2 separate regions of the Homo sapiens genome follow, and region 1 is linked to region 2. Evidence: chromatin loops called from intact Hi-C (ENCODE). Cell type or tissue: heart left ventricle. All regions are shown on one strand. Each heading gives the region's core, and the rest is flanking DNA. Links, peaks and the distances in the headings are about the cores only.

Region 1 (5,254 bases), core at 255-5,254, 72 kb before region 2:
CTTCTGGGTTCAAGCAATTCTCCTGCCTCAGCCTCCTTAGCAGGTGGGATTACATGGATGTGCCACTACCACAGCTAGCTTTTTTTTTTTTTTAGTGGAGACGGCATTTCAACATGTTGGCCAGGCTGGTCTCTAACTCCTCACCTCAAGTGATCTGCCCGCCTCAGCCTCCAAAAGTGCTGGGATTACAGGCATGAGCCACTGCGCCCAGCCGTCAACTGAAGAAGAGTGAGGGCATTGAATTCAGGGCTAACCAGGAAGCTAAAGTAATCCTTTGAAAGATGACTCCACCAAGAGCAGCCTTGTCTGAGTTGGCTGTCGGGGTAGGCATGTAAGGCTTTATTTCTCACACATAACCATGACCTTCTCAGGCAATAATTTTTAGTATAAAATAACTGGACTTGGGGAATCCCAACCCACTCCAGGGGTGACATTATTCCCTGCAGGTTGCTCTCTTGTAAGGCCCATTTGAAATGTTCATGGTTGATCTTTATCCCACACAACATACATATTTACTGGTTAGGTTTTCATCAGCTCCTTTGAAATCCTTGTCTTTACACTAAGGTCATCACCCTTTGTGTGTGAGTGTCAGCTTAAAAGACCATCAGTTGCCCCCTGAATAAACTGAATGTTTGTGTCTCCCCAAAATTCACATGCTGAGATTAAAATCCCCAATGTGATGGTATCTGGAGGTGGGGCCTTTGGGAGGTAATTGGGTGATGGGGGCAGAAGGATTAGTGCCATTACAAAAGGGACCTCAGGGAGCTCCCTTGCTCCTTCTGCCATGTGAGTACAAAGCAAGAAAATGGTCATCCATGAACCAGAAAGCAGGAAAATCAGAAATCAAATCTTCTGGTACCTTGGTCTTGGACTTTCCAACCTCCAGAACTATGAGAAATTAATTTCTGTTGTTTATAAGCTGCCCAGTCTATGATACTTTGTTATATAGCAGGCCAAACAGATGAAGATATCCCCTCTTGGGGTTCAATGAGTTTGAATCCTGAAGGGTCTGTGGTCTCCAAACTCAAGAGCTTCCAGCTCTGTGGCAGGGCCCATGAACAGGCAGGTCCTTCTCCATTTTCTTGGGCTGTAAAAGCCTTCCTTTCCAGGCTGCTATCCCATGGCTCTCAGCTGGCAAATCTGCCCCAGTGTGGGGTCATCTATCCTTAGCCAGCAGAGGGATGATTTTCCAGTAGTGTAAATAGGGTGATCCCCTGCTTGGAGGTTGGGATTTATTTTTCTTTTGGAGGGTTTTTCAGTAGATTGGTGAAGTCTGAATCTAACTTAAGGATTTTCAGATCCTGAATTTATCAGCCCCACTGAGCAGACACAGAAGAGTGGAGAGAGCTATAGCAGTGTCTTTCAGCAGTTCTTAGGAGTTCAGGGGTGGAAAGATGGGGCGAGGGCGAGGGCTAGGGCCGTGTGGTGGATGGGGAAAGTCTAAGAGAGTCTGATGGGCAAGGAAATAGATTTCCTGGATATGAATCCTTGCCTTTGCTAGAATTTCTCTGCTGAAAATGTAGGTGGTTAGGAGATTTCCTACCTTCCAGGTCAGCTAAACCTGGAACTACATTTACAGTCAACTTTAAACAAAACCCCCTGACAGTTTACACCCTACACAGTCCACAGTCAGTACTGTAGTCTGGAAATAAGAGATGAATCTAAGGTTTGGATGCTGAAAGATTCACCTGTCTCTCCAGGCATGGTCTGAGTATTTCTAATCTAGAGAATTTATAAGTCAACAATGGGCCTGAAATATAGTCTTCCAGTGACTTCTCATGTAATGGAAAACTCATCTTCTCCCCAAGGTTTTATCCTACTGGGAAGATCACCAGTGATCAATCTTAAAAGAGAAAATGTCCATTAGGAATTTTTATGTCCCTTCACCTGCATTACTTTGCTAGGAAAAATAGGCATGAGAGGATTGTATATTTTATTATATAATCCTACTTCAAAAGAGTTTATATTCTATTCACAAGGAAAAAGGAAAGTACTAACAAATGCAAAGAAGCATGAGGGAAGTGTCATCAAGATAATACAAAAAGGCTCAAAGGAAAAAGATGAACAAAAAGGAGCTAATGGGAGAGGTGTCATTTGATACAGGAATTGACCAAGAGATATGATTTCAACTCATGGAGATGGAGGAGGAAGGGCCTTCTAACTGAGGAAAGGTAAAAGACGGAAATTAAAATGTGCCCTCAGGCTTTAAATATCTTAATTGCCTGGGGGAGAGGCTAGAGGTAAATTGATCCTTCGATTATTTGGAGTTCATTATCCCAGCAGAGAAAGTCTTACAGCAGCTTACTTGATTACTAGTTGTTCAAGAAACTTTATTTATTATCCACTTATATCTGGTATGCAAGAAAGAGTTTAAAAGAATCAATAAACTTTGGTCTCCAGTGGATTAGGTATTGACACGACTGCGGAAGAAGAGAAAGTACAAGATAGTCCTGAGGGCTCCCCAAGGGTAAACCTTCTAAATGTTTAAACCTTCAAAACCATTGATTCCCAGAAATACTCAGAACAAAGTGAAGTATTTGCAAGAGAGAGAGAGAGAAAATTTTGTGGGCCTCCGGAAGAGGAATCCTGTTACTTCCTTTATAGCTGATTCTCAACCCTAGTAACACATCAGAATCACCCAGGGACAGTTTAAAATATTCATGCCTGGGCCCCAACTCCAGATATCTTGATTTTATTTAGGGGTATTGGTATCTTTGAAAAGCTCCTCCAGGTGATTCCATCACTAGATAGAACGTCTTGACTGTGAGTTTTCCAGGTTCTTGGCGTATTGAACAAAGAATTGAACAAAATGCACAAACAAAGCAACAAAAGAAGCAACAAAAGACAAAATAAAAGAGTAGAGTAATAAAGGCATAAATTTATTGAAGATGCAAAAGTACGATTAACAGAGTGGGAGCAGACTTGAGCAAGTGGCTCAAGAGCCTCCCTATTGCAATGCTCCCCAGGGTATTTATAAAGCCAAAAGAACTTGGCAATACCCCTAGGTGCCCTCTAGAGGCCTCCAACTGGTGGCAGTCTATGAAAAATTGACCTGAGGCCAATCAGAGTCTGAAGTGGAAACTTCTGTCTTGTTATCACAGGAAGGAGGATGTGGCTTGTATGCTGCCCAATCTTGGCTAGAACTGCCTGCACCTGCTGTTCTTTTGCTTATGCCTTAATCTTTGGTTACCCTAATTCCCTTTTCTCCTGCCTTAATTCCAATGTACAGCCAAGGCTGCAAACCACTGCTCTGAAAGCACTTTTGGTAACCTCCAGACTCCTTATATAAAGACAAGAGAGAACTGGGGAGAGTTATTTCCAAATTGGGAAAATTCCTTCTATGTAGGAAGAAAAAGTGGACCTTAATATGAAGCCACCCTTCCTGATTATTTTTTCATATTTGTAGCTGCTTTGGCATCTTCAGCCTTGAATTCCAACTGGGTCTGTATTTGCTCCTACCTACCTTACATTGATTATAACAGTCTCTTTAATATATTGGGTTCTTCCCACTACGTGGAGAGAATATAGAAATCAGGGTAAAGCTACAAATTGCCCCTTTCCCGACATGGTAGGCTGAATAACAGCCCCCCCAAAGATGTTGTCAGCCCAGGCAGCCATAATAAAATACCATAAACTATCAAATATTTATTTTTCACGGTTCTGGAGATTGGAAATACAAGATCAGGGTGCCAGCAGGGTTGAGTTAAGGTGAGAGCCCTCTTCTGGGTTGCAGGCTGCTAACTTGTATCCTCACACAGAGGAAAGAGCTGGCTGGCTCTCTGGCCTGTTCTTATAAGGGCACTAATCCTCAAGGGCTCTGCCTTCATGAACTAATTACCTCCCCAAAGCCCCACACACAAATACCATCACAGTGAGATTAGAGTCTTAACATAGGAATTTTAGAGGGAACACATTCAGTCCATTGCAAATGTGACAACATAGAATCCAGAACATGTGAATATGTTCCCTCCTGTGGGCCTCTGCAGAGGTGATTAATGATTTTAAGATGGTGAGAGTCCCTTGAATTTTCCAGGTGAGCCCAGTGTGATCACAAAGGGGAAAGGAGAATCGGAGTTTAAGAAGGTATGACAACAGAAGCAGAGATTTGAGTGATACAAGTGCTGGCTTTGAAGAAAGAAGCCAGCCTCTTGGCCATGGACCAAGAAAGGCAGACAGCCTTGAGAAGCTGCTAAATATCTTACACACATTATCTTACTTAATCTTTGCAATGACCCTATTCCCCAGGTCCCTTCATTACCCTCATTTCATGGAGGAAGAGCCAGAGACTCAGAGTTAAGAATTGTTTTCCTGGCCAGGTGCAGTGGCTCACACCTGTAATCCCAGCACTTTGGGAGGCTGAGGTGGGTAGATCACTTGAGGTCAGGAGTTCGAGACAAGCCTGGCCAATATGGTGAAACCCCGTCTCTACCAAAAAATACAAAAATTAGCCAGGCGTGGTGGCGTGTGCCTGTAGTCCCAGCTACTCAGGAGACTGAGGCAGGAGAATCACTTGAACCTGGGAGTTGGAGGTTACAGTGAGCTGAGATCATACCACTGCATTCCAGCCTGGGCAACAAAGTGAGACTCCGTCTCAAAAAAAAAAAAAAAAAAAGTGTGTTTCTAGAAGCTAAAATGCCACTAAGTATAAAATGCAACATTATATGTGCCACTAAGAAAAATGACTGCTAATTAAACTATGATATGTCATCAACAAACATAACACATGCCATTTCTCATTTAAAAACTATAAAATAAATGAAATCCATTTTTCCATGTGATGACTTATATTGCACGGTAGGAAAATCAAATATCAAATTCTTTCAGCCAGGCGCAGTGGCTCACGCCTATAATCCCAGCACTTTGGGAGGCCGAGATGGGCAGATCACCTGAGGTCAGGAGTTTGAGACCAGCCTGGCTAACATGGTGAAACCCTGTCTCTACTAAAATTACAAAAATTATCTGGGTGTGGTGGCTGACGCCTGTAATCCCAGCTACTCAGGAGGCTGAGACAGGAGAATCATTTGAACCCAGCAGGCAGAGTTTGCAGTGAGCCAAGATGATACCACTGTGCTCCAGCCTGGGTGACAGAGTGAGACTCTGCTTCAAACACACACACACACGCACACACACACACACACACACACACACAAATTATTTTAAAAATTGTATTTATTGTAGGTTCACAGGGTACATGTCCAGGTATGTTTCATGGGAATATTGTACAATGGTGGGGTTTAGGCTTCTGTTGAAACCA
Region 2 (5,492 bases), core at 303-5,302:
TCAGTTTCCTCATCTGTAAAATGGAGATGTACTGATTCCATGAGATAACAAAATGAAAATATAAGTGTATATGTGCTCAGTATATACAAATTCCCTCTCTTAGGGAATAGAATACGCAGTCATATTCCTATTTGAAATTACAGCATAAACTGTGACTTTGAACAGATTCTGAATTTTTTTTTTTTTTTTTTGAGATGGAGTCTCACTCTGTCACCAGGCTGGAGTGCAGTGGCGCGATGTCAGCTCACTGCAACCTTGGCCTCCTGGGTTCAAGGGATTCTCGTGCCTCGGCCTCCTGAGTAGCTAGGATTATAGGCATGCACCACCACACACAGCTAATTTTTGTATTTTTAGTAGAGACGGGGTTTACCATGTTGGCCAGGCTGGTGTCGATCTCCTGACCTGGTGATCTGCCCACCTCGGCCTCCCAAAGTGCTGGGATTACAGGCGTGAGCCACCATACCCAGCCAATTCTGAAAATTTTTAACACTCCTCCCCCAACATCACACACTACTCCTAATCCATGGGAATTGAGGAGATGAGAACAGCTAGAGGAAAATGATGCTTGAAGAGAGAGGAGAGCATTCTATTTTTCCAAAACTCAGCATAGCTCATCTGCTGCTTCCCTTCAGTTTGTCTGAGAATTCATTAATTGAACTCCTAATGCTTAGTGCTCAGCGGATATTGACAGCTTTGCAATTGCTTTTATTACTGATTATTATAAATTACACAATAAGAGACTACCTCCTAAGTGAGTTCTTGGACACATGCAGCGAGTTTTTACCAATAATTATTAAGTATCCCTACACATGTGCATCTTTAGAAAATGCTAGCAATAAGCATTTTAGAAAAGTTTTAAAAATACGGCCGGGAGCAGTGGCTCACACCTATAATCCCAGCACTCTGAGAAGCTGAAGTGGGAGGATCGCTTGAGTCCAAGATTTCCAGACCACCCTGGGAAACATGGCAAAAGGCTGTTTCTACAAAAAAAAAAAATACAAAAAAACTAGCTGGGTGGTGGTGGCACGTGCCTGTAGTCCCACCTATTCGGGAGGCTGAGGCAGGAGGATCACTTGAGCCTAGGATGTTGAGACGGCAGTGAGCCATGTTTGCACCACTGTACTCCAGCCTAAGCGACAGAGCAAGAACCCATCTAAAAAAAAAAAAAAAAAAAAAAAAAACTACTTGAGTGAGAACAGCCCCATATACAATTGTGAAAGAGGCAAGGCCTCTCCTGGTCTCCTGGCATTCTGGTTTGACCAGATATCTGCAATTTTCATAACTGTCATTTTATCACTCTCTTCCTCAAGGAGTTACTTTTACCAGACTCTTCCTCCTTTCTCTCTTCCTTCACTCAAAATATACTTTTATGTAGCTTTTTTGCTATTTAGAAGCAGTTAGAAAAAACCTGAGGAAAATAATTCACTAAAGATATCAAGGGCTAATGAATAGTTATTGTGTTATCATTCCCAGGGTGTGGGCGGTGCTTGTTTTAAGCAAGGAAGGCTTGAAGACTGGGCAATAGCTTAAGAAACTAGAAATATAGAGTTTGTGTGTGGGGATGGTAGCCACAGAGACATTTCTGAGGTCCCTCATATCACACAAGGAAGCAGCCACCTTCACTAATTATGTGACATTTCAGCCGTTTCTGTGGTGACATCATTGAAAAATCTGTACAGGGCCAGCCGTTCCTTATAGATTTTTTGCTGTTCCTCTGTCATTCCATTTGGCTTCGAATAGACAACAGGAAGGAAAAAAGAAGGCAATACAACAACAAAAAATAAATAAAAAAGAAAACAGCAAAACTTGATTAAGACTTGAGTTATTTAAATTTTAAACTTTTACATTGAAATTTTTACTGTTGACACCAAATTTGGGGCCTAAGATCTTTCCTCACATTGTGTTTTAAGTTGAATCGATAATTTGAGCTCAGATCTTGAAGGTGGTTTTTAGAGGGTAAAAAGGCTTGATCGATCTACCTTTGCAAAGTAATATTCCAAATATGAGTTATGAAAATGGCTGTGTTTTCTAAGGATCTCAAAGCCCCCTAGATAAGGACTTCTGGGAGTTATGATAGCTCTATTTTACAGAAGAACATAAACCAAGGTCTAGAGAAGTTGAGAGACCTGATCCAGGCTGCACAGTGAGTCCCCATGTAGGGAAAGGGAACTTTTGTCCTGGGGGTGAAATGAGAGGACTTTCCCATCTCTCAGTTATACAAAAGTTCTACTGATCAGGAGTAGGGTGGGAGTGAGGAAGAGATTGAAATCTGGCTGTTGTCTGATTCCTTGAGTTGTTGAGGTCAGCCACAGAGGAAGGATAAGTCATGGTTATGCTTTGATTTTATGTTGGTGTGTGATTTATGCACTCTGTTAGACAAGCTGCTTTCTTCCCCTGTTCCTCTAACAGGCAGTCTCATTGCTGGAGATGACTGTCAGCTGCTTTCTCTGCATAGCCACCATCACATGCCTCACCACTGGAGCCTGGGAAGCCTGACCACAAACCGGCATCTCCAAGGCATGAATAATTAGGTAGGCATAATGGAAGGCACTCATTGTACCCTCCAATTGCATAAGCCCATTACGGAACTCTGCTACATCAGCTTCTGTCTTCCAAAGGGGGAAGTCAGAGGATTTTCATACAAGGGCACTGTAACTCTAGACAGATCCAATAAAGGTTTTCATAACTGCTACCAAGTCAGGGAGGAGTCAGACATCATCAGCCTCAGCCAGGAGCCGGACGAACATCCAGGCGACATATTTTTCAAGCAGACTCCCACGAAAGACATTCTAACTGAGCTGTACAAACTCACAACAGAGAGGGAGAGACTGCTAACCAATCTCCTGAGCTCAGACCACATCCTGGGGATCACGATGGGGAACCAGGAGGGGAAGCTGCAAGAGCTGTCCGTGAGCCTGGCCCCCGAGGATGACTGTTTCCAGAGTGCTGGTGACTGGCAGGGAGAGCTCCCCGTGGGCCCTCTCAATAAGAGGAGCACCCACGGGAACAAAAAGCCTCGGAGGTCTAGTGGAAGGAGAGAGAGCTTTGGGGCCCTTCCACAGAAGAGGACCAAAAGAAAAGGGCGTGGAGGCCGAGAATCAGCTCCTCTGATGGGCAAGGACAAGATCTGTTCCAGCCACTCCCTTCCTCTTTCTAGAACAAGGCCTAACCTTTGGGTACTAGAGGAGAAAGGAAATCTGCTCCCGAATGGGGCACTTGCCTGCTCCCTGCAGAGGAGAGAGAGCTGCCCCCCAGATATTCCCAAGACGCCAGACACAGACCTTGGCTTTGGGAGCTTTGAGACGGCTTTCAAGGACACTGGGCTTGGAAGAGAAGTGCTGCCCCCTGACTGCAGCTCCACAGAGGCAGGAGGGGATGGCATTCGGAGGCCGCCGAGCGGGCTGGAGCATCAGCAAACAGGTTTGTCTGAAAGTCACCAGGACCCTGAGAAGCATCCAGAGGCAGAAAAGGATGAGATGGAGAAGCCGGCTAAGCGGACTTGCAAGCAGAAACCTGTCTCCAAAGTGGTGGCCAAAGTTCAGGACCTGTCCTCCCAGGTACAAAGAGTAGTTAAAACGCATTCTAAGGGTAAGGAGACGATTGCCATTCGCCCAGCAGCCCACGCTGAGTTTGTACCCAAAGCCGACTTGCTCACCCTCCCGGGAGCTGAGGCTGGGGCTCATGGCTCCAGGCGGCAGGGCAAGGAGCGGCAAGGGGATAGGTCATCGCAGTCGCCAGCCGGGGAAACAGCCTCCATTTCTAGTGTGTCGGCCAGTGCCGAGGGGGCCGTGAACAAGGTCCCCCTGAAGGTGATAGAGAGTGAGAAGTTAGATGAAGCCCCTGAGGGGAAAAGACTGGGCTTCCCTGTCCACACGAGTGTCCCTCACACTCGCCCAGAAACGAGAAACAAGAGGAGAGCCGGGTTGCCCCTTGGTGGCCACAAGTCCTTGTTTCTGGATCTGCCCCACAAAGTAGGTCCTGACTCCTCACAACCCAGAGGTGATAAGAAGAAGCCATCCCCACCAGCACCGGCAGCTCTTGGCAAGGTGTTTAATAATTCAGCCTCGCAGTCCAGCACACACAAACAGACGTCACCTGTTCCCTCGCCTCTGTCTCCAAGGCTCCCCAGCCCTCAGCAGCATCACAGGATCCTCCGGCTCCCTGCATTGCCTGGTGAGAGGGAAGCTGCTCTTAATGACTCTCCTTGTAGAAAGAGCCGTGTCTTCTCTGGGTGCGTCTCTGCTGACACCTTGGAGCCACCATCCTCTGCAAAGGTCACGGAGACCAAAGGAGCCAGCCCGGCCTTCCTCAGAGCAGGCCAACCTCGGTTGGTGCCTGGGGAAACTTTGGAAAAGAGCTTGGGGCCAGGGAAGACCACAGCTGAGCCCCAGCACCAGTCACCTCCAGGTTAGTCTCTGTTTAAGATGCTTTGAATCTATTCTTGGCTGATTGGGGAACTATCAGTCTGCCTGTGCTACTTAGAAACTGACTGATTAACAATGGACCAAAATTCCTAGGCCTATTACTTCACTTTGTAGCAAGAAAACGGGGAGTGGAACAGCGGGGTGTGGAGATGATTAGGATGGTTTTGACCTAGTGGTTCAGAGGTATAGTTGCTTCCAGGACTTTGTGAATGTCTTTTATTTCTTTCTTTTTTTTTTTTTTTGGCATCCTCTAAAGTTACTTCTGTGGTTGCGTAACAGTGACTCTCAAAGGAAAACAGGAACAGGCAGAGAGAAGTGGTAACTTGTCCCTGCCTTTGATGGTAACACTGGGTAATTGGCCTCTTGACCTAAATTCTGCCATTCATGCTGCTGGAGTCATTCTAGGGATTCTCTAAGCAGAAGTGCAAAAGTACGCTGTGTCTTCACTTATGTCTGTAGTTAGAGGTTTTTGTTTGTTTGTTTTTAGTAATCATCTCGATAAGTGCTATTATTTTATGACAAAAACTTTTGTGTTTTAACAGAACAGGAAGGAATTCAGTCTAATTTGAAGAAACTTGGTTCAAAGTTTTCTTTTTTTACAGTTTTTAAATTTCCCAAATAAGCACAAATTGACTTTATTCCGTAGGTATCTTTTACTTATGGGTTGTTACTGTTACTGGTATAGCATCATTTCTTATGTAAAAGGTGCTAAAGAGCTCATTTGACTTACATACTTAATGTGATTTAAAATGTTACATGAAAATAATTTTGTGGATTCAATAGGACCAAAAAAGACTGTGTAAAAGAAGCACTGCTCTGGTATTCATTACATTTTCTAGGCTGTTGTGGCCAGAATCTCAGGGTTTTATATGCCATTGTGCAGGTTATGTGTTCTTTTTCAGAGCTCCTCTAACAGCATGTGGGCAATGCTTTTTCTAGGGAATAGCTCCTAATATGATAGACAGTCTCTTACAGGTTAGAGCAAACATCAAGTGCAATTTTTGAGATAAAAAATATCTATCTAGGGAAGAGGAGCTTCAAAGCTTTTTGGTCATTTTGAACTTGTGA

What was found. Hi-C counts contacts between places; a loop is a spot of excess contacts. Peaks named below come from ENCODE experiments on the same cell type or tissue, not always from the same donor. Only the 100,000 strongest peaks of a DNase experiment are listed, where the experiment ranks them.
Region 1: a loop joins it to region 2, with 4 times the contacts of the local background. A loop is called at or near these places in 5 of 110 quality-filtered maps.

What each region holds. Positions count from the first base shown.
Region 1 is chr15:33,224,558-33,229,811 of GRCh38, reverse strand. No RefSeq gene overlaps it. Among named protein-coding and RNA genes, the nearest start is that of FMN1, 32 kb to the right of the region's middle. RefSeq lists an enhancer at 3,035-3,084. In heart left ventricle, for the core only: a CTCF peak has its summit at 3,009 (motif pointing left); no DNase peak of the experiment used is centred there.
Region 2 is chr15:33,151,963-33,157,454 of GRCh38, reverse strand. It overlaps FMN1 (formin 1), which reads left to right. Exons shown (of 21, transcript NM_001277313.2): 4 at 2,410-4,407. The coding sequence starts at 2,541. Among named protein-coding and RNA genes, the nearest start is that of FMN1, 40 kb to the left of the region's middle. In heart left ventricle, for the core only: no CTCF peak of the experiment used is centred there; DNase peaks (open chromatin) are centred at 2,484 and 3,714; H3K27ac peaks cover 348 bases.